Linked DNA regions of Homo sapiens: region 2 is linked to region 1. A link is an interaction called in ENCODE POLR2A ChIA-PET data of the cell type or tissue named here. Cell type or tissue: PC-3. All regions are shown on one strand. Links, peaks and the distances in the headings refer to the core of each region. The heading gives the core; the rest is flanking DNA. Region 1 overlaps CRCP (CGRP receptor component). Region 2 overlaps RABGEF1 (RAB guanine nucleotide exchange factor 1).

Region 1 (5,380 bases), core at 251-5,250:
TGGTTCTGGGACCCCCTGCGTATACCAAAATTCACAGATGCTCAAGTCCCTGATATAAAACGGTGTAGTATTTGCATATAATCTATGCACATTCTCCCATATACTTTAAATCATCTCTAGATGACTTATTATGATACCATGACATGTAATACCGGTTTTTGTCCATGGTTCCTGGCTCATAACTACCATAGCCTTTATTACTTCCTAAATGACTAAAACAGTAAGCATAACTTTTGTTAAAGTATTTGTCCTTTGTCCAAGGTTCCTGAAGCGGCCTTGGGACAGCTTCAGAGCAGTAAAGGTGAAAGACAGTCTTTTGTTAGAATGTTGGGGCACTCTAAGCCTCAGAAGCAGGCCTCAGAAAACAGAAGCTCTGTCTGTCTCTTGCCCTCTAATCATCCCCTGCCTTTCTGTCTTAGAGCTGGTTGTAAAGAAATTCTCTGACCTATCTCGTCTGATTGTTTCAGAGGGGGTCCTGCCCCTTACCCAGTAGGAAGGAATACCACACACAGAGGCCAGGGAGAATCTGGATGGGCCTTGCTGGGTGTCTGCACTCAGTCTTAGTATTAGATCACACTCTCTGTCCAGTCAATTACTGTGAGGTTGGCCATGCTTCAATCATCTCTCTAATGAAATCTCTACAAAACGCCCAAGAGAACTTCTGGATAGTCTAACAGGTGGAAGTTTCTGGAGGGTGGTATGCCTGGGGAGGGCATAGAGCTCTGCGCCCCCTCTCTATCCCTCACCCTGTGCACCACTTCATCTGTATGCTTGGTAATATCCTTTAAATAAACCAGTAAACCTAAGTAGGTGTTTTGTGAGCCATTCTAGCAAATTAATGAAGCCTAAAGAGGAGGTCTTGGGAACTGCAGCTTGAAGCCCGCCGTTGAGAAGTTCTGGAGGCCCTGACTTGTGTGACTGCTGTCTGAAGTAGGGGCAGTCTTCTGGGACTGAGCCCTCAGCCTGTGGAATCTCACACTGTTTTCAGATAGTGTCTGAAATGAATTGGATTGGAGGGTACCCAGCTGGTGTTGGCTGCAGAATTGATTGCTTGTTTATTGGTAGAGAGAAAACCCCACACATCTGGTCACAGAAGTCTTCTGTATTGATTGTTGTCGAGTGAGAGCAGAGGAAAAACTGTTTGATTATCAACCAACTTGTCATATCTGATGCAATGTAAAGGCTGTGTAAATAGTAGTTGTACTGTGTTGTTTAGGGAATAATGACAAAAAGCAGTCTATCCATGTTCAGTGTAGAGGCAGCCATCCTAGGCCTAACTACATAGTACATGTCAGCAACAATGTAGCATTTTCTTAAAATTTTTTTTTGCAGCCCGGTGCTCATGCCTGTAATCCCAGCACTTTGGGAGGCTGAGTGGGGCGGATCATGAGGTCAGGAGATCGAGACCATCCTGGCTAACACAGTGAAACCCCTTCTCTACTAAAAATAGAAAAAATTAGCTGGGCGCTGTGGCGGGCGCCCGTAGTCCCAGCTACTATCGGGAGGCTGAGGCAGGAGAATGGCGTGAACCCGGGAGGTGGAGCTTGCAGTGAGCCAAGATCGCACCACTGCACTCCAGCCTGGGCGATAGAGCGAGACCCCGTCTCAAAAAAAAAGAAAAAAAGAAAAAGAAAAAAAAATGTTTTTTGCATGTTTTTCATTTGAGGTTGGTTGAATCTAAGGATGTGGAACCTGAGGCTAAGGAAAGCCGACTGTATAAATTCATTAGCTAGCATCCTAGTTGCTAGGCGTGTATATTTTCTGATTTTCCTAAGTGAAATGGTTTGAATCACGGGGTTTTGTTCTTGTAACAGCCTGTCCCCTTCTGCCAAGTAGTCAGTGACTTCCTGTAACCAATCAAGAATTTTGCAGCCAGTAATTCATGGGAAAATGAGGTTTCCTGAGATAGACATGTGATTTGGGAGTGGAAGGGCCCTGGAGTGGAAAGGTCTGGAAGCCTAACTTCTGGTCCTCACCTGGTCTTCAACAGGAGGCGTGACCTTTGGAAGTCTGCTCCTTAGGATCTTTAGCAGAACCTTGAGTTGCAGATACAGTTGACCCTTGAACAACACGAGCTTGAACTTCATGGATCTCCTTATACGCAGATTTTAAAAAATAAATGCAGTTGGCCCTCCATATCTGCAGGTTCCACATCTGCAACCAAACACAGAGAATGAAAATATAGTATTTGAGGGATGAGAATATACCCACGTATGTGGAGAGCTGGCTTCCTAGCTGCTGGTTCTGCAAGGCTCTCTGGGACACAAGCATGTTTGGATTTTAGTATATGTGGGGGTCCTGGGACCAATCTCCAGTGAATACCAGGGGATGCCTGTATATTGTACCTCTATCAGACACTCCCAGAACCTGAAGTGAGGAGGCACAATGAACAGCTCCCCTAAGTTTTTGCTACTTTTTAAAATTCTGATTGAGGAAATACCTACTAAGTAACTAATACATAATAATAATAATAATAATAATAATAATAATACCTGAAATTTCTTCTTTTTTTTTTGAGATGGAGTTTCGCTCTTGTCACCCAGGCTGGAGTGCAATGGCGCAATCTCGGCTGACTGCAACCTCCGCCTCCCGAGTTCAAGCAGTCCTCCTGCCTGAGCCTACTGGGTAGCTGCCTGGCTAATTTTTGTATTTTCAGTAGAGATGGGGTTTCATCATGTTGGCCAGGCTGGTCTTGAACTCCTGAGCTCAGGTGATTCTACCGCCTCGGCCTCCGAAAGTGCTGGGATTACAGGCATGAGCCACCGCGCTGGCCCAGAAATTTATTTAAGGGGAGGAATATTTATGCTTTATTTGATTGACAATTTAAAAATAAAAATTTCTTGACCATTACTTGGAAATGTATTTTCGTCAAGTAAAAGCATACAATTTTTTTTTTTTTTTGAGATGGAGTCTCACTCCATCACCTAGGCTAGAGTGCAGTGGTGCAATCTCAGCTCACTGCAATCTCCACTTCCTGGATTCGAGCGATTCTTCTGCCTCAGCCTCCTGACTAGCTGGGACTACAGGCATGCGCCACCATGCAAAATATTTATATAGCAAAATTAGGTATTTCTATCTATAAGGTATTTGCTATTTGGCTTTGTCTATAAATGATCATTTATATGGCTGGAAAAGTTTGTATCCACTCTTTTATTCTTGAACGTAATATATATAATTGGGAAAATAGACATTATCCTCTGTACCATCTTTTTGAGGTAGTGTCAGGATTTCTTTCCTTTTACAGCTGGAAATACTCATATTTAGAAAAGGTGGGTAATAGGTACTATAACAACTCAGTAACAGGACTGGAAAGAGGATACTCATTTGCTAGCTCCCAAGAGAATGCTACAAGTTAAGTTGTTCATTGACTTCAGAAGCTGCTCCGTTTGCTTGTACCAGAGTTTAGGTTTTCAGAGCATGACTTGATAGCATAGGTTGGGCATAGGAGAATTTGAGCAATTATTTTCGTCATTGCCTGTGTAAGAGTTGACTGTGTGGCAATTAATAGGCACTGTTTGGCCGGGCACAGTGGCTCACGCCTGTAATCCCAGCACTTTGGGAGGCCGAGGTGGGTGGATCACAAGGTCAGGAGATCAAGACCATCCTGGCTAACACAGTGAAACCCCATCTCTACTAAAAATACAAAAAATTAGCCGGGCGTGGTGGTGGGTGCCCGTAGTCCCAGCTACTTGGGAGGCTGAGGCAGGAGAATGGCATGAACCCGGGTGGCGGAGTTTGCGGTGAGCTGAGATCGCGCCACTGCACTCCAGCCTGGGCGACAGAGCAAGACTCCGTCTCAAAAAAAAAAAAAAAAAAAAAGGCACTGTTTGCATGTGCCATTTGTGTATGTGTTTGCTTCTAAGGAAAGTCCACCAAGAGATCATTTTGTTCTGTTTATTTGGAATTCAGTTTCCTCAAGTAGTTGTTTACATCCACTTGACTCACCATTTTAAGCAAATTTTACAAGAAGTGTCAAATGGAAAGTCAGCTTCAGTCATCTAATTCATTACTTAAGGAAATTAAGTAACTGCCTGCCTGTAGTATAGATTTAGACAGTTGTTTTGTTTTTTTTTTTACTCAAGCATTGCTATGTTAATTTGCCAGGCTGCTTTTAGAAAGCACCAGACACTGGGTGGCTTAGACAGCAAACACTTGTTTTCTGACAGTTCGGGAGACTGGATCAAGGTGTAGCAGGTTTGGTTTCTTTTGAGGCCTCTTGCCTGAGCTTGCAGATTGCAAACTTCTTGATATGTTCTCACATGGTCTCTCCTCTGTGTGCACAAGTCCCTGGACTTTTTTCTAGACAGTCTTTAAAATGCACTTAGAGTATTTGCTTTAAACACATGTCAATAAAATGAGTACTATTCTTTCTTTCTTTCTTTTTTTTTTTTTTTTTGAGATGGAGTCTCGCTCTGTCGCCCAGGCTGGAGTGCAGTAGCCCCATCTCGGCACACTGTAAGCTCCGCCTCCCGGGTTCACGCCATTCTCCTGCCTCAGCCTCCTGAGTAGCTGGGATTACAGGCGCCCGCCACTACGCCCGGCTAATTTTTTGTATTTTTAGTAGAGACGGGGTTTCACCGTGTTAGCCAGGATGGTCTTGATCTCCTGATCTCGTGATGCGCCCGACTTGGCCTCCCAAAGTGCCGGGATTACAGGTGTGAGCCACTGCGCCTGGCGTAAAATGAGTACTATTCTAAGTCCTACAGGAGAATATGAAGTTTTGTATAGGTAAGCAGTTTCTAGAAGTCTGATTGCATGTGAATATATTACATAATACTAAAGTGTTAGCTGTAGAGCAGACAGTTCCTGCTTTGTAGAGATCAACAGCTTCTACGTTTATAATTGCTAGATGTGTCTATTAAGTTCTAATAGCTCTAAAAAACTTTTAGATGCCTGGTATGGTGGCTCACGCCTGTAATCCCAGTACTTTGGGAGGGCAAAGCGGTCAGATCACCTGAGGTCAGGAGTTTGAGACCAGCCTGACCAACATGGAGAAACCCCGTCTCTACTAAAAATACAAAATTAGCCAGGTGTGGTGGCTCATGCCTGTAATACCAGCTACTTGGGAGGCTGAGGCAGGAGAATCGCTTGAACTCGGGAAGTGGAGGTTATGGTGAGCTGAGATCATGCCATTGCACTCCAGCCTGGGCAACAAGAGCGAAACTCTTGTCTCAAAAAAAAAAAAAGGTGGGGGGGCCGGGCGCAGTGGCTGAGGCCTGTAATCCCAGCACTTTGGGAGGCCGAGGCGGGCGGATCATAAGGTCAGGAGATCGAGACCATCCTGGCTAACATGGTGAAATCCCGTCTGTACTAAAAAAATGAGCCGGGCGTGGTGGCTGGCGCCTGTAGTCCCAGCTACTCCAGAGGCTGAGGCAGGAGA
Region 2 (5,380 bases), core at 194-5,193, 620 kb after region 1:
CTGAAATTACAGGCATCAGCTACCGAGCCTGGAGGGTCGTTACTAAAGTGAAAAAGTGCAGGACAGAGATGTAGGAGCTCAGGCTTCCTCTGATGGTGACAGAACCAGGGGAAGTTTTTTAGCTGGGTCCTTGTGTGGTTAAAATGGGTCTCTCTGGCCAGGCGCGGTGGCTCACGCCTGTAATCCCAGCACTTTGGGAGGCCGAGGCGGGCGGATCACGAGGTCAGGAGTTTGAGACCAGCCTGAGCAACATGGTGAAACCCCATCTCTACTAAAAACACTAAAATTAGCTTGGTGTGATGGCGCCTGCCGTAATGCTAGCTACTCAGGAGGCTGAGGTAGGAGAATTGCTTGAACCTAGCAATTCTAGGAGGTTGTGGTGAGCCAAGATTGTACCAATGCACTCCAGCCTGGGCGACAGAGCGAGACCTCGTCTCAAAAAAAAGAAAAAAATTTAAAAAAAAAAAAAAGGCTCTCTCTCTCTCCCTGTCTCCCAGGCTGGAATGCAGTGGCAGGAACACAGCTCACTGTAGCCTCCACCACCCATGCTTAAGCTATCCTCTTGTCTCAGCCTCCCAAGTAACTGGGACCACAGGCCTGCCACCTACTAATTTAGCTTGCCTGGCTAAATTTTTTTTTCTTTTTTTGATACGGAATCTGGCTCTGTCGCCCAGGCTGGAGTGCAGTGGCGCGATCTCGGCTCACTGCAAGCTCCCCCTCCTGGGTTCACGCCATTCTCCTGCCTCAGCCTCCTGAATAGCTGGGACTACAGATGCCCGCCACCATGCCTGGCTAATTTTTTCTATTTTTAGTAGAGATGTGGTTTCACTGTGTCAGCCAGGATGGTCTCAATCTCCTGACCTCGTGATCCGCCCTCCTCGGCATTCCAAAGTGCTGGGATTACAGGTGTGAGCCACCACACTTGGGCTAAATTTTTTTGTAGAGATGGAATCCTTGTATGTTTCCCAGGGTGCTCTCCAACCCCTGGCCTCAAGTGATTCTCTAGCCTCGGCCTCCCAAAGTGTTGGGATTACAAACATGAGCCACTGCACCCGGCCCTAAAATGGAATTTTATGTAACTCTTACACACAGGCTGCTATGTAGCTGATAAGGATAAATGTTTTCAGTGTAGTGCTTGATTATTTGCTTTTTTCTTTTCTTTTCTTTTCTTTTTTTTTTTTTTAAGACGGAGTCTTGATCTGTGACTGGGCTGGAGTGCAGTGGCATGATCTTGGCCACTGCAACCTCTGCCTCCTGGATTCAAGCGATTTGTGTGCCTCAGCCTTCTGAGTAGCTGGGACTGACCATAGATAGGCGCGCGCCACCACGCCCAGCTAATTACTGCTATCTTGTATTTTAATTTTTTCTGCTTATTAGATGTTTGAAATGGTGGCTCACGCCTGTAATCCTCGCACTTTGGGAGGCCAAAGTGGGAGGATTGCTTGAGGTCAGGGGTTGGAGACCAGCCTGGGCAAAATAGCAAGACTGCATCTCTACAAAAAAAAAAAAAAGATAGCCGGGCGCAGTGGCTCACGCCTGTAATCCCAGTACTTTGGGAGGCTGAGGCAGGCGGATCACGAGGTCAGGAGATCAAGACCATCCTGGCTAACACGGTGAAACCCTGTCTCTACTAAAAATACAAAAAATTAGCTGGGCATGGTGGCAGGCGCCTGTAGTCCCAGCTACTCGGGAGGCTGAGGCAGGAGAATGGCGTGAACCTGGGAGGTGGAACTTGCAGTGAGCCGAGATGGCGCCACTGCACTCCAGCCTGGGCGACAGAGCCAGACTCCGTCTCAAAAAAAAAAAAAAAAAAAAGATGCTTGACGTGAATGTATACTCATTTCCTAGTTGTTTCTTTCTATAAGGATGTCTGACCTGGCTAATTTGTAAACAGGAATTCTGCATTCATTTCTCTCTTTGCTTTCTCAACCCCAATTGAGCACACAAGTGTTTAATGAGTACTTAACTGATTTGATAAGAATAACTCATTGATTTCTTTGATTTTTTGTTGCTGGTTTTCAGTGAAAAAAATGTTATCAGCCGCACACGGTGGCTCACGCCTGTAATCCCAGCACTTTGGGAAGCTGAGGCGGGTGGATCATGAGGTCACGAGATCCAGACCATCCTGGCTAACATGGTAAAACCCCATCTCTAATAAAAATACAAAAAATTAGCCGGGCATGGTTGCAGGCGCCTGTAGTCTCAGTTACTCAGGAGGCTGAGGCAGGAGAATGGCGTGAACCCGGGAGGCGGAGCTTGCAGTGAGCCGAGATTGTGCCACTGCACTCCAGCCTGAGCGACAGAGCGAGACTCCATCTCAAAAAAAAAAAAAATGATATCAGTACTTACTCATTGTGATGTCTACATATAGAACTAAAATTCTGTTTACTTATGTGAGTCTTTGGCTAGAGACATAGAATTTCAGTCTTGACTGTGTGAGCTTAATTTCTGGCATGTGGGTTTTTATTGGCTGCAGAGGAAACATCTCTAGCAGAGATGACCTATCCCTCAAATGTAGGAAATACCTGTGTAAACCTAACACCTGTGACTCAGAATAGAAATGGTACCAAGTGAGTGGCTTCTTAGCCCATCAGTAAAGTTATCACACCATAGGCTGGGTGCGGTGGCTCACACCTGTAATCCCAACACTTTGGGAGGCTGAGGTGGGCAGATCACTTAAGGCCAGGAGTTTGAGACCAGCCTGGATCAAGATGGCAAAACTCCGTCTCTACTAAAATGCAAAAAACTTAGCCAGGCATGGTGATGTGCGCCTGTGATCTCAGCTACTCGGGAGTCTGAGGCACAAGAATCTCTTGATCCCGGGAGGCGGAAATTGCAATGAGCCGAGATTGTGCCACTGCACTCCAGCTTGGGCAACAGAGTGAGACTCTATCTCAAAAAAAAAAAAAAAAAAGTGATCACACTAAAACCAAGAGTTTCAGGCTGGTGCAGTGGCTCATGCCTATAATACCAGTGCTTTGGGAGGCCAAAGTGGGAGAATCGCTTGAGCCTAGGAGTTCCAGGCTGCAGTGAGCTGTGATCAAGCCACTGCACTACAGCCTGAGTGACAGAGTGATACCCTGTCTCTATAAAAAGAAGTTTCATAGTACAGGCCAAACATCTTGAAAATCTTATTAAATGTACACTTCTTTCATAGAGCACTGTAGAAACATCATGTGTGTTGTTTCACATGGCTGAAGTGAGTTTAAATGATCTGGACTATTGTTACAATATGTAAACATGTGAAATAACAGTTATCCCACTTAATATTATTTAACTTATGTTTATCTCTTTGATGTTTGGATAAAGCTCCTAAAATGCTTTAGGAAAACATTATACTTTTATGGTGCTGTTTTGAAGTTTCCTGTGAAATTCCTGTTTTCAATGAAGTTACTGTCAGTGGGATAGGAAGTGTGATTTTTTTTTTTTACTTTTCTTTTTTTCTTTTTGAGACGGAGTCTTGCTCTGTTGCCCAGGCTGGAGTGCAGTGGCGCGATCTTGGCTCACTGCAACCTCTGCTTCCTGGGTTCAAGGATTCTTCTGCCTCAGCCTCCCGAGTAGTTAACCACCATACCCAGCTAATTTTTTTTGTATTTTTAGTAGAGACGGGGTTTCACCATATTGGCCAGGCTGATCTCGAACTCCTGACCTCGTGATCCACCCGCCTCGGCCTCCCAAAGTGCTGCGATTACAGGCGTGAGCCACCGTGCCCGGCAGGAAGTGCAATTTTTATTTATAATATAACCTTTTTTTTTTTTTTTTTTTTTTGAGAACAGAGTCTTGCTCTGTCACCCAGGCTGGAGTGTGGTGGCACGATCTCTACTCACTGCAACTTCCACCTCCCCGGTTCAAGCGATTCTTGTGCCTCAGCCACCTGAGTAGCTGGGAATATGGGCTCCTGCCACCACGTCCGGCTAATTTTTTTTTTTGCTGGAGTGAGACTGAGTTTCAGCCTTGTTGCCCAGGCTGGAGTGCAATAGTGCGATCTTGGCTTACTACAACCTCTGCCTCCTGGGTTCAAGTGATTCTCCTGCCTCAGCTTCCCAAGTAGCTGGTGTTAACAGGCACGCGCCACCATGCTGAGCTAATTTTTTTATTTTTAGTAGAGACGGGGTTTCACCATGTTGGCCAGGCTGGTCTCGAATTTCTGACCTCAGGTGATCCACCTGCCTTGGCCTCCCAAAGTGCTGGGATTACAGGTGTGAGCTACCGTGCCCGGCCCTAGTGGAACATTTTAATTTGTTTCTGGTAGCATAGCTCTCTTGGCAATGGTCATTAAGAGGGCCAAATACCATTATTATGATCAATTAATTAAATGTGGTTAAAAGTCAGAAGTTAGAATAAGTATGTGTTCATGAATGCGTAAAATATTACACACTGAGAGAGTATTAAGCTTTTTAATTTTCCCCCAGTAACAGTGAGCAGATTGCTGAAATCTCTGAAGCAGGAATGTAACAAGAGTTTTGAGGGCTCTAAATTCTCTGCTGTTTCACCCTAAGGAATGGTTTGGCAGCATCCTCTATGCTAGGCACAGAACAACTCAGGAGGAATTGTACAAAGACCTTATGAACCACATTTGAAGCTAGTCTGTTCAGTTCCCATTCAAAATAAATACACAACTGTAATTGAATTTATGGTGATTTGGTCTGTATGCTAAAATTAAAAATCGCTTTTGGGGGATTTTCACATAGGGGTATATTTATAATTTTCTGTGTGCTTTGCAGTTAAAAATACATAGTGAAAGTTTTATTTTTGTAGTTCCTCTGTTGTACAGAGGAAATTTAAATTCTTAAAATTAGAATTTTCTAATTTTAAGCACTTTCATTTTTCCTTTAGAAGGTACTTTGGAGCACATAAAAGAAAATGCCATTAGAAATTGAACATAGAAAATGTTTATTAATCGAAGAAAATGTTTTCTTATTGTGCTATAATTTTTTTCAGTGGAACATATCATTTACTTATTCCATTATTCCACATCTTGTTCCAGAAAGGGTTTGTAATGACTTACAAAGATACGTGCGACATACTGTTGGTAACATAACAGATAAGTGGGTGAGGAATGCAGGACTGAGGGAAAATTAAGATGGAAACAGGAATGAGCTGTGTACACAGAGCACTTGGACTGAAGTCTTAAGTGCAGAGGGCCACAAATTTGGCTTTGCTTTTGAGTAGCCAATTAAGAGAGAAATATAATCAGTTACATGGGTCAGTGACCATACGACAAAAGAGATCATTTCTGCTTTGGATTCCCAAAGACTTTCCAGCATGCGTTTCAAAGGGCTGGGTGTCGAGTTTTACTTTGTGTGTTAGTAAAACTCCTTATTGGCTTTTTGTGTAAGACGGTGACATAACATCAAAACATTCCGTAAAAGCATTTCTC

What was found. ChIA-PET counts read pairs that join two places held together with the same protein. Peaks named below come from ENCODE experiments on the same cell type or tissue, not always from the same donor. Only the 100,000 strongest peaks of a DNase experiment are listed, where the experiment ranks them.
Region 2: POLR2A ChIA-PET joins it to region 1 with 6 read pairs; 7 of 35 experiments call an interaction of 5 or more read pairs at or near these places.

Annotation. Positions count from the first base shown.
Region 1 is chr7:66,118,577-66,123,956 of GRCh38, forward strand. The region is part of intron 1 of CRCP (CGRP receptor component); the gene reads left to right. Among named protein-coding and RNA genes, the nearest start is that of CRCP, 6.4 kb to the left of the region's middle. In PC-3, for the core only: no CTCF peak of the experiment used is centred there; no DNase peak of the experiment used is centred there; H3K4me3 peaks cover 443 bases; H3K27ac peaks cover 539 bases.
Region 2 is chr7:66,742,873-66,748,252 of GRCh38, forward strand. The region is part of intron 1 of RABGEF1 (RAB guanine nucleotide exchange factor 1); the gene reads left to right. Among named protein-coding and RNA genes, the nearest start is that of RABGEF1, 4.8 kb to the left of the region's middle. In PC-3, for the core only: no CTCF peak of the experiment used is centred there; a DNase peak (open chromatin) is centred at 2,459; H3K27ac peaks cover 111 bases.